Regions from separate parts of the Homo sapiens genome. Here region 2 is linked to region 1. A link is a loop called in an ENCODE intact Hi-C map of the cell type or tissue named here. Cell type or tissue: heart left ventricle. All regions are shown on one strand. Each heading gives the region's core, and the rest is flanking DNA. Links, peaks and the distances in the headings are about the cores only.

What was found. Peaks named below come from ENCODE experiments on the same cell type or tissue, not always from the same donor. Only the 100,000 strongest peaks of a DNase experiment are listed, where the experiment ranks them.
Region 2: a loop joins it to region 1, with 1.9 times the contacts of the local background. A loop is called at or near these places in 2 of 110 quality-filtered maps.

What each region holds. Positions count from the first base shown.
Region 1 is chr6:156,173,780-156,179,081 of GRCh38, reverse strand. The region is part of intron 3 of LOC101928923 (a long non-coding RNA gene); the gene reads left to right. Among named protein-coding and RNA genes, the nearest start is that of SNORD28B, 200 kb to the left of the region's middle. RefSeq lists an enhancer at 2,694-3,565. In heart left ventricle, for the core only: a CTCF peak has its summit at 2,811; a DNase peak (open chromatin) is centred at 2,791; H3K4me3 peaks cover 862 bases; H3K27ac peaks cover 685 bases.
Region 2 is chr6:155,982,589-155,987,890 of GRCh38, reverse strand. All of the region lies in intron 4 of LOC101928923 (a long non-coding RNA gene), which reads left to right. Among named protein-coding and RNA genes, the nearest start is that of MIR1202, 38 kb to the right of the region's middle. In heart left ventricle, for the core only: no CTCF peak of the experiment used is centred there; a DNase peak (open chromatin) is centred at 2,160; H3K27ac peaks cover 1,126 bases.

The sequences.
Region 1 (5,302 bases), core at 38-5,037:
TATACACTATATATATATGCAATATACATATATGCAATATATATATGCAATATACATATGCGCTATATATATGCGATATACATATGCGCTATATATATGCGATATACATATGCGCTATATATATGCGATATACATATGCGCTATATATATGCGATATACATATGCGCTATATATATGCGATATACATATGCGCTATATATATGCGATATACATATGCGCTATATATATGCGATATACATATGCGCTATATATATGCGATATACATATGCGCTATATATATGCGATATATGCGCTATATATATGCGATATACATATGCGCTATATATATGCGATATACATATGCGCTATATATATGCGATATACATATGCGCTATATATGCGATATACATATGCGCTATATATGCGATATACATATGCGCTATATATATGCGATATACATATATATGCGCTATATATATGCGATATACATATATATGGGTGTATATATGTATATACTCATATATATGGGTGTATATATGTATATACTCATATATATGGGTGTATATATGTATATACACGTATATGGGTGTATATATGTATATACACCCATATACACACACACACCATATTTTCTTTATGTGTATATTTACACACACAGTGAAATATTATTCTGCCGTAAAAACAAAGCCAATCTTGCCATTTACAGCAATACAGATGAACCTGGAGGAGATTATACTAAGTGAAATAAGCCAGATACAGAAAGATAAATACAGTATGATCTCATTTATGTGTGGAATCTAAAAAAGTCAAACTCATAGAACCAGAGTAGACCAGTGATTGCCAGAGGCTGGGTTGTGGGAAAATTGGGAGATGTTGGCCAAAGAGTATAAGCTTATGTTACTGAACCCCACCACTTACCCATAGTTGGCCTTTGGATTGGGGTTTTCCTCAGCATTGTCTCTTCCTTGGTTGCCGGAAAGATGTTACTGGAAAGGGGTTTGGATCCAGACTCCAAGAAATGGTTCTTGGATCTCAAACAAGAAAGAATTCAAAGCTAATTCATAAAGTGAAAGCAAGTTTATTAAGAACGTAAAAGAATAAGAGAATGGCTACTCCCTATGCAGGGCAGCAAGGTGGGCCATTGGTTGCCCATTTTTATGGCTATTTCTTCTTGTTTATATGCTAGACAAGGGGTGGATTACTCATGGCTCCCCTTTTCCGAGCATACAGGGTAACTTCCTGACGTTGCCATGGCATTCATAAACTGTCATGGCGCTGGTGGGAGTGTAGCAATGAGGACTACCAGCGGTCACTCTTGTCGCCATGTTAGTTTTGGTGGGTTTTGGCTGGCTTCTTTACTGCATGCTGTTTTATCAGCAAGGTCTTCATGACCCGAATCTTGTGCCGACCTCCTGTCTCATCTTGTGACTTAGAATGCAGAACTCAGCCTTATGTTACTCAGTCCTAGTCAAGATGGAGTTGCTCTGGTTCAAATGCCTCTGACACTTTTAGTCATAGGATTAATAAGTTCTGGGGTTCCAATGCACAGCATTGTGGCTACAGCTGATGATACTGTATTGTATGCTTGAAATTTGCTAACAGTAGATCTTAAAAGTTCTCACTACCCGCAAAAAGAATGGCAGCTACGCGAGGTGATGGATGTGTTAATGATCCTGATTGTGGTAATCATTTCACAATGAATATATACCTTAAAACATCATGTTGTACATCTTAAATATATAAAATTTTGGCTAGGTGTGGTGGCTCACTCCTGTAGTCCGAGCACTTTGGGAGGCCTAGGTGGGTGGATCACCTGAGGTTGGGAGTTTGAGACCAAACCTGGCCAACATGGTGAAACTCTGTCTCTACTAAAAATACAAAAAAAAAAAAAAAAAAAAAAAAAAAAAATTAGCCGGGTGTGTTGGTGGGCGCCTGTAATCCCAGCTACTCAGGAGGCTGAGGCAGGAGAATCACTTGAACCCAGGAGGAAGAGGTTGCAGTGAGTCGAGATCATGCCAATGCACTCCAGCCTGGGTGACAAGAGGGAAACTCCGTCTCAAAAACAAACAAACAAACAAAAAACGAATTTTTATTTGTCAATTATATCTCAATAAAGCTGAAAACAAACAATGTGAGTGGTTACTCTTTTTTTAATATTTCTTTGCAATAGTAGACTTTATCCTTCCTTCCCTTGCTCTGCCATTTAAATACTGTTCAGTGTGTGGAAGGAAATGAAAAATCCTGATTAGCCAGTAGTATCATGAGAAGTTATTGAGCACAGTGCTCTTATATGACACTGGAACTCAAGTCCTTGTCGTGCATACCTGAATCAGTTTTCTTTAAAACTGCAGTGGATGTAGGTCTAATTCACTACCACAAATATGTTGGGCTTTGCTCTTCAAAAGAAACCCAGAAATACTTGTCTTTGCAATCCAGCCACAGACAGCATTAGTTGTGGGAATCAGAGGTATATGATTTTAGGATGGAAAGATTTTGCTGCAGGCATGTTTAGATTCAGTGTAAGGGGTGATTTCTTTTGATTTGTGTTATTTGGGATACAGAACTGATGCGCTTCTTATTCTTTCATTGAGACCTAATAGAAAGATGGGTTATAATTGTAGAGAGAAAAGGAGAATGAATAACGTGGACCCGAAGTGTATACTTGGAAGTCACGAACAAGCATGAACTGACTTTTTAAGCTTTCCCTTCCAAGGGTGAAGACTTCATGGTGTGTGTGTGCGCACGTGTGTGTGCGTGCACGCGCGTGTCTAAGCCCTGCCAGGAAAATCCCTTGAGAACAGCCTCTGCTTCCTTTTGTGTGGAGCGTGGTCACACCCAGTGGCCAGTTAGGCTAATCACACGTGTATATTCCCCGGGGATACCTGAGAAAGAGCAGCCGGCCTCAGTCACTTCCTCCGGTGGATGCCAGAGGCCAATTTGGATAATAGCAGAGCCACCTTGTTCCTTTCCTTTGTTCCAAAATGTGGTGCCTGGGTAGGAAAAAGCCCCACACCATTCATGATGTTAACAATAGCAGCATTAACAGTCATTGGACTCCCACCGAGTGTGTTATTCTTTAAATTAGAACCCATGAATATAATGAGATGGATTTTCACAGGAACAAGGGCAGGCTGAAACAAAGAGGTATTGCTTTTTATTCTTATTTCCCTTGATTTTTGCATGATTTAAACATTTTGAACCTTAACTGTTCTTTTCATTTTACTTTTGAGTTGGGGAGGGTGATATCATGTTAATGTTAGAAAGAAAAAGGACCATCTTTTTAGAATGCAAATAGAGGCAGAAACTCTATTTATGAAAATTTAAAGAACTGTATGAAACAACTCCAAAACATAGCATCCTCAATCAGCATCAGAATGACGCTTTTCTTTCTTGTGTGCTTGATTTTTAAAATTATCTTAATAGACACTGTGAAGGTCCCTTGTGTTACTCAGGGGCAGGCTTGACTCATGGATAGAAGCACTGAAGTTGTGTTTGTGACTTGTGGCTCTGCCTTAGGCTGATCATAAAGTAGAAGTTGCGTCCATAGGAGGCTTCTTACCCACCCAGTGAAAATTTAGTCCATTTCTCTTTAGGAGAGAGCCTGTTCTGGTCTTCTTTTCCTGGACGGTGGATACATTTTTCACACTTTATGAGTTTGCCTTTCCAGAGCCTTATAGGGGATCAGGTTGTTGCACCGCTCTGATATTCATGCCACTGAAAACTTAAATCAAGCTTTATTTACTGTTCTAATTGAATAGCCCCCTGGACAGCCAGTCCGTGGTGACTTCACCCTTTTCTGAAGTTCAATCATTTGGCACATTTCAGAAGAATAAAGACTTTAATCATCCAAAACAAATTGAAGCCAAGAGACCAGGGTCTGAGTTCTGGTCTCTTGGTCTAAGGAGTAGTTGACCTTGGTTTGGAAGTTACTTGGCTCCAAACAGAGTGACTCAGTCTCCTTCTGTCAAATCAGGAGGTTGTACTAGAAGATACCTAACATTTTTTCTAGCTCCTTGAGAAGGTAATTTTAATCAGAACCTCTTTTCCTCTCTTAGCTCATTTCCACAATCCATTATTTTCTTCTCAAAGATATTCATTTCTTAATTAAAGATAGGTATTTTTAATGAGTCCTGCAGTCTCTGGGCTAGTTCTTGATTTCTCCTCTTCATTTCTGTGCTTCCTATAAATCCTGTAGCCATGATCTACTGCCAGATATCCGATGTGTAGGTGGTGATGTGTGTTCTTGTTTTATTAAAGTAGAACTCTTGTTTTTCTTCCAACGTACAGATCGTTTCCCGCTTGATGCTCATAGCGGGAAGAAACGTAATGTTTTACAATGAAAAACAAAACTTGCATTCATGGTTTGTGTCATTTGCTCCTCCTTCTCTACCTGGCCTACACCAGCTCTCGCCCACATGAACTTCCCTCTTCTGAAGAGTTATCATGGCCCCAAGTGACTGAGCAATAATGAGTGAAGCATTCTTACCAGCAAGGTGGTTGAGGGAATTACACGGAAAGTTACATGGCATTCTTGTTCAATGAACTCACTTTCAGTTGTTTCTTTAAATAGGTAGAATATTTCCCTGCCAGAGGTGTAACTGCCCAGTGGGTTCACTTTGCCTACTGCCTAGACAGAGTCGATTTATCAAGACAGGAAAATTACAATAGAGAAAGAGTAATTCATACAGAGCCAGCTGTGCAGGAGACCAGAGTTTTATTATTACTCAAATCAATCTCCCTGAGAATTCAGGGATTGGAGTTCTTAGGATAATTTGGTGGGTAGGGTGTTCTGATTGGTTGAGTGGGAGATGAAATCATAGGGAGTCAAAGCTGTCCTCTTGTACTGAGTCAGTTCCTAGGCGGGGGACCACAAGACAAGATGAGTCAGTTTCTTGATCTGGGTGGTGCCAGCCAGATCAATGGCTGTGATGATGATGGAGTGCATGGTCTGCAAAATATCTTCAGTACCGAGTTTAGGTTTTACAATAGGGATGCTATCCCCAGGAGCAATTTGGGGAGGTTTAGAATCTTGCAGCCTTCAGCCACATGACTCCTAACCCATAATTTCAAATCTTGTGGCTAAAGGGGTTTGTTTTGGGAAAGGGCCGTGATCTCTTTGTTTCAAAGCTAGGTTCCTCCCATAGTTAGTTCAGCCTATGCCCAGAAATGAACAAGGACAGCTTGGAGGTTAGAAGCAAGACGGAGTTGGTTAGGTCAGATCTCTTTCATTGTCTCAGTTATAATTTTGCAATGGTGATTTCAATCAGACTTTGACATCCTTCTTCTATGGTCATAGTAGAAAAAGAAAAAAAGCAAATCTGAT
Region 2 (5,302 bases), core at 67-5,066, 190 kb after region 1:
TGTTCTGCACATGTATCCTGGAACCTAAAGTAGAATAAAATAAAAAACATAGGCTTGTGGAATCACACACACTGTAAGCCAGAGTGGCTGATAGATGGTGGAGTTGTGGGCATGTGTATTTCTATGCAGTTCAGTTCAGCTGCATGCAGTTTGCTGTTCTCAGGGACAAAATTGAACATCAGCAAATGCAAAATTCACGTTATGCTTGAATTGTTCCCTGGTGTATCCATTGCACTGGAACAAATGCACAATTTCAGAACTAGTGTTATGGAAGACTTAACTATACAATAGTAACATAGGAAAATTTTTAAATACTGAAAATTTAAATTGTGTAGAAAGCAAACTTAACAGTGTTTTTTTTCTTTTTATTTTATTTTATTTTATGATTATACTTTAAGTTTTAGGGTACATGTGCTTTTAATCTCTGGTATAAGCTTGTTGTAGAAGAGAGGCATCTGTGGTTTAAAGCCAAAGGTAGCTTCAGTGGGATGTCAGCCTGTGGGAATAGAGATGAGTGAGAAATCTGCATTCGACATTGCATGGTACAAGAATTCCAGTAACTCCCGGTCTCAAAAGGAACATACCCTGGAACAGAGTCCTGGGCAGCTAAGAAGGCTCCCCTGTCAAAGGCATCTCCCATGGCCTCCTGGCTCAGCAGGGCTGAGGAGGAGGGATCGCTTAGTAATTGCTTGTGCTGTACGGACCTTTACCTTGACACTAACTGGGCACATTATCATAGGCTCAGAGGCCCAGCACCTAAATGAAATGTGGCTCAGCTCACAAGGAGCCTGGGCCTCGGCAAAGCAGAATCACATATCAAAATGAAAACTTGGTCCCATATGTCTTTAAACCCATGACGGTTACTGCTGATATGATACTGCAGGGGAAAATGACTTAGATTTCTGTTGGGTAGATGGATTTTTGGGGTCTCTCTGTGCAATTTTCTTTAACATAGTGGGGTCTTTGTCACTGTAATGAAAACTGCCTTCAGCTGAAAGGAAAAGAGAGAGAAAGAGAGAGAAACAATAGAAGCCTAGAAGCAGAATTTTCCAAATAAATTAAACAACTTTTGAGACATAAGATTTATATTAGAAACACTGATAAAACCTTATCCTTGAAGGTGTGAAGATCTAGGCTCTTAAAATTAATGTAAATAGCAGTATTACTGCTGCAGGCATCCACTGAGATCTTGGAGTGTATGAAAAGACATGTCTCAAAAGAGAGACACAAAAGAAAGGGTCACATCTCATCAAGAGTGTTTGCAAAGTCTTGGGGAAATTTGTGCAGTTTGAATAATAACACCTTGCACTCTTACTTCTTCATAGATAGCACATAAAATGAAGCATAAAGAAAAGAATAAACAGAGATCATTTTGTGCCTGTTCATTTCCATGAGCAAATGTGGATGTCTCAGCATGTGTGAACCCCGAGTTCTGTGGGTTAGCCTAAGCCCAGGGCTCAAAACCAAGAGGTCTGAGACTCACTCTTAGCCAGTCATAGACATGACCTGTGCTGGGCCTCCTACCTACAAATATAAAACCATTCACCTTTCAGGTTTAGCGGTAAGATTAGATGAATTGATGTGTAGGAAAATATTTTTGAAGTAATAATATGTTGATTGAAGATTATTATTAACGTGGGAACAGGGAAGGAGGGAAAATGGTGAAGGAAAGAGGAAAACTGTTTGAGTTCACCCAGTTCCCGTGGGAAATGTGTTTTGCTAGTGGGGTGACTGGGACGGCAGGGTATGTGAGTAACAGAGAAAGACAGCGTGCACATGTTCAAGTGCTTATAAATGCAAGGAGGACAACCCTTTATTAGGCAGGAGATATGCTGAGTTTCAGGTTTACATTACCAGGAGACTTGGAAAAGTTGAAACTCAGCCTAACTAGGGCTGCCAATGGCCTCTAATGAAAATTTCCATTTGGAGAGACTAGATGTTGACTTGGCATGACACCAAACAAGCAGCCTGCTGCAGAATTTTACACCAATTGTATTTCTCCTAATTAAACCCTGTCTGACCTCAGCATTAAGAAACAATTTGTTTCAGGATATAACCAGCACACATAAGCAATTACATTCTGTTTGCCCCATTAGCATTATTTGGCTCCTTTGCTATCCAGGGCTGCTACTGCAGCAAAAGCCGCCCATGAGCCAGAGCTATAAAAAGCCTGGAGCGCTCAGAGGCTTTTTCCACCCCCCATATGAAGAACTAAGAATATCATCATATTTCAGCCAAGCCAAAGATTCTGGGAACAGTGTGCTTCTGTGTTTATTATAAGGGAGTGTCTATATATATATATATATATATATATATATATATATGAATATTTCTTATGAGTTAAAAAAAACTCTACTTATAAAAAACCTGAAGAAACTATAATAATCTAGGTTTATAATAATCTAAGCTTATCTGATATGTTATGTTTCATGTTCCTGTTCAGCTATACCCCTTATACTTTAACTTTTTTGTAGCTCTTGGACTTGAATTTTGGAGTTTAAAAGGAACACACATTGGGTCCCGAAAAGTTTTTGGGGTGGGGGCATATGTTCTTTTATAAAAGAGGCATCATATCCATATAACAGAGAGAGAAATGAGAGAAAGACCTTCAAACCTGACAGCTCTCCCCAGACCCCACTGGTAAAGTTCATTCCAGCGGTAGGAGCTCTGGAGCTGGGGCCAAGAAGGGGGCTTTGTCCTCCAGGCCCTGCTGCTTTCATCTCCTGTATCTCAAGCTCATCCCCTACCTCTGAGTCTCTGTTTCCTCTTCTGTAAAATGAATCAGATGAGACGAGGCACGGTGGCTCATGCCTGTAATCCCAGAACTTTGGGAGGCCGAGGCGGGCAGATCACCAGGTCAGGAGATCGAGACAATCCTGGCCAACATGGTGAAACCCTGTCTCTACTAAAAATACAAGAATTAGCTGGGTGTGGTGGTGCACGCCTGTAGTCCCAGCTACTTGGGAGGCTGAGGCAGGAGAATTGCTTGAACCCAGGAGGTGGAGGTTGTAGTAAGTCGAGATCGTGTCACTGCACTCTAGCCTGGCAACAGAGCGAGACTCCGTCTCAAAAAAAAAAAAAAAAGAAAAGAAAAAAGAAAGAAAGAAACAGATGATACCTGAGGTGTTTCTTTGGTTAGGTTACTATTGAGATTAGTCGAATCCTAGGTTCTGTTTATCCTTGGCCCATGAAAGTCACAGAGCACTGACTCGCCATTAGAATGTTCTTTATTCTAACTTCCTTCTGAACCTTTTCTTTGCAAACTTCTGTCTTCTGCCATCCTCGATTTGGGAGCTGAAGTGGGACAGTTAGGAAGGAGGTTGCAATGTATTCCATGTAGGAAGGAGATAGATAGAAATGAGAAAATAATTCCATGTAACCTATTGGGGGAAGCAAAAGAGCGGATGTTTGTTCTCAGTTTTTATCTAATTTTGACCTCTAGTGCCTTGGAAAAAAAATTACCATTGGTTTCTCTCCTTTACTTTTTCTACCTGTAAAATGGGAATAAATCCATCTCCCTTCTTTTTATTTCACAGAGATATGGCAGGGTTGAGCCAGGTCGCCAACTAAGGGCTTTAAGCATCTCCCAATGCAGGTGCTATTGAATGCAGTGTGATTCACTTCTGTGTGCTATGGCAGGTGTGTCAGGACAGTATTGTGACATGCACTCTTCAGAGCACAGTTTCTCTCTGTGAATCAAGAGCACCTTCTTTTGGCAGCTAAGTCTCATGAGCCTTAGAAATAAAGGTACATTTCAGCATTGAATCAAACTTACAGAAGACTGAGAATAAAGAATCAGTGCCTATTGACCTTCCTAAGCCATAAGGATGAGTGTCTGTCCCTTTCTTCTGGCAGGGTTGAAGCCCACTGTCACAGTGTGGCCTCATCACAGTGGTCTTCACTAAGTCCTTAGAAAGGCATGGTGCCAAGGTGGTGCACGCGTGCACACACACACAGCAGATGTGCGCTCACAAATGCACACGTGTGACAGATACACTCATTTTGAGGTATAGGGTCTGGAATGTAGGGAAGTAAGAGCCATACTTTGAAATGGGAATCTTGTACATGAGTTCCATCTCAGACATTTACTAGCCAAAAGGCTTGGGCAAGTCCTTTATTGTCACCTGGTACCAGCCTATGCACATTTAATTTCGCAGATACCATTATCTGCATTTTGTTTTTTCTCTTACGTATTTCTCATAAGTCAAAGGTACTGACATACCTGCTTGTACTAAACAGTTGGTACATCAGTGATTCTAAAAATTTAGGAATCCTCTGAAGCATTTATGAAAGTGAAGATTCCCAGATTCCCTTAGAGGTTTTCACAGCTGGCATGGAGTCCAGGAATTTGCATTCTTAACATTCAATCCTAGTGAATTTGATGTAAGAGCTACTTCTAAAATACACTAGATGAACATATAAGGCACACAGAACACTTCCTGACACATAGTAAGCATTCGGTATATATTTATTGACTCCGTGCATAGATGGCAGCCTAGTCTATCCATATCAAGAAAGACTACCTGCCCAGTAGGTCTTATAAAAGCTTACTTGTTGTGTTCTCTGTTCGTGTAAATGACGAGTTAATGGGTGCAGCACACCAACATGGCACATGTATATATATGTAACAAACCTGCACGTTGTGCACATGTACCCTAGAACTTAAAGTATAATTTAAAAAATGTAAAAAAATAAATAAATAAAAGCTTACTTGTTGGGGTAACTCTATCTAAATTTCAAGGTGTCTGTTTTCTGTTAGGAGGAGAAGGAAGGTGAAATTGCTAAGAATCAGGGTGGAAAGCCCTGGAACCTCAAAGAAAACCCATGACAAGAAGATCCTCTGACAAGCTTTAGGGTGAAGCATCCACTTCTTGATACACATTGCCTGCTCTCTGTGTGCTTTTCTGGGTTCTGGTTTTGACTTCGCATTCACAACTCTGAGGCTGATGTCTACCCCTTCCTGTTCTTGGCATCTACAACTATAATTGATCTTACTTTTCTCCTTTGTTTCTGCAATTCCTTGCCATTCACTTCTTTTTGTAACATCTCACTAATATTGAGCTGGTTTTGCCATAAACTACTTAATGACTAGTGAATTAACTAGCTATCTAGATAGAGTTGACAGTAACAAACAGGATGCTCGGTTAAATATGAATTTCAGATAAACCAGTTATCATTGTAGTATAAGTGCGCCCCAAGTATTGCGCAGGCCATATTTATTATATTTATTAAGGCAATTATTTTTGGTTCATCTGAAATTTGAATGTAACTTGGTGTCCTTATTTGCTAGATCTGGTAGACC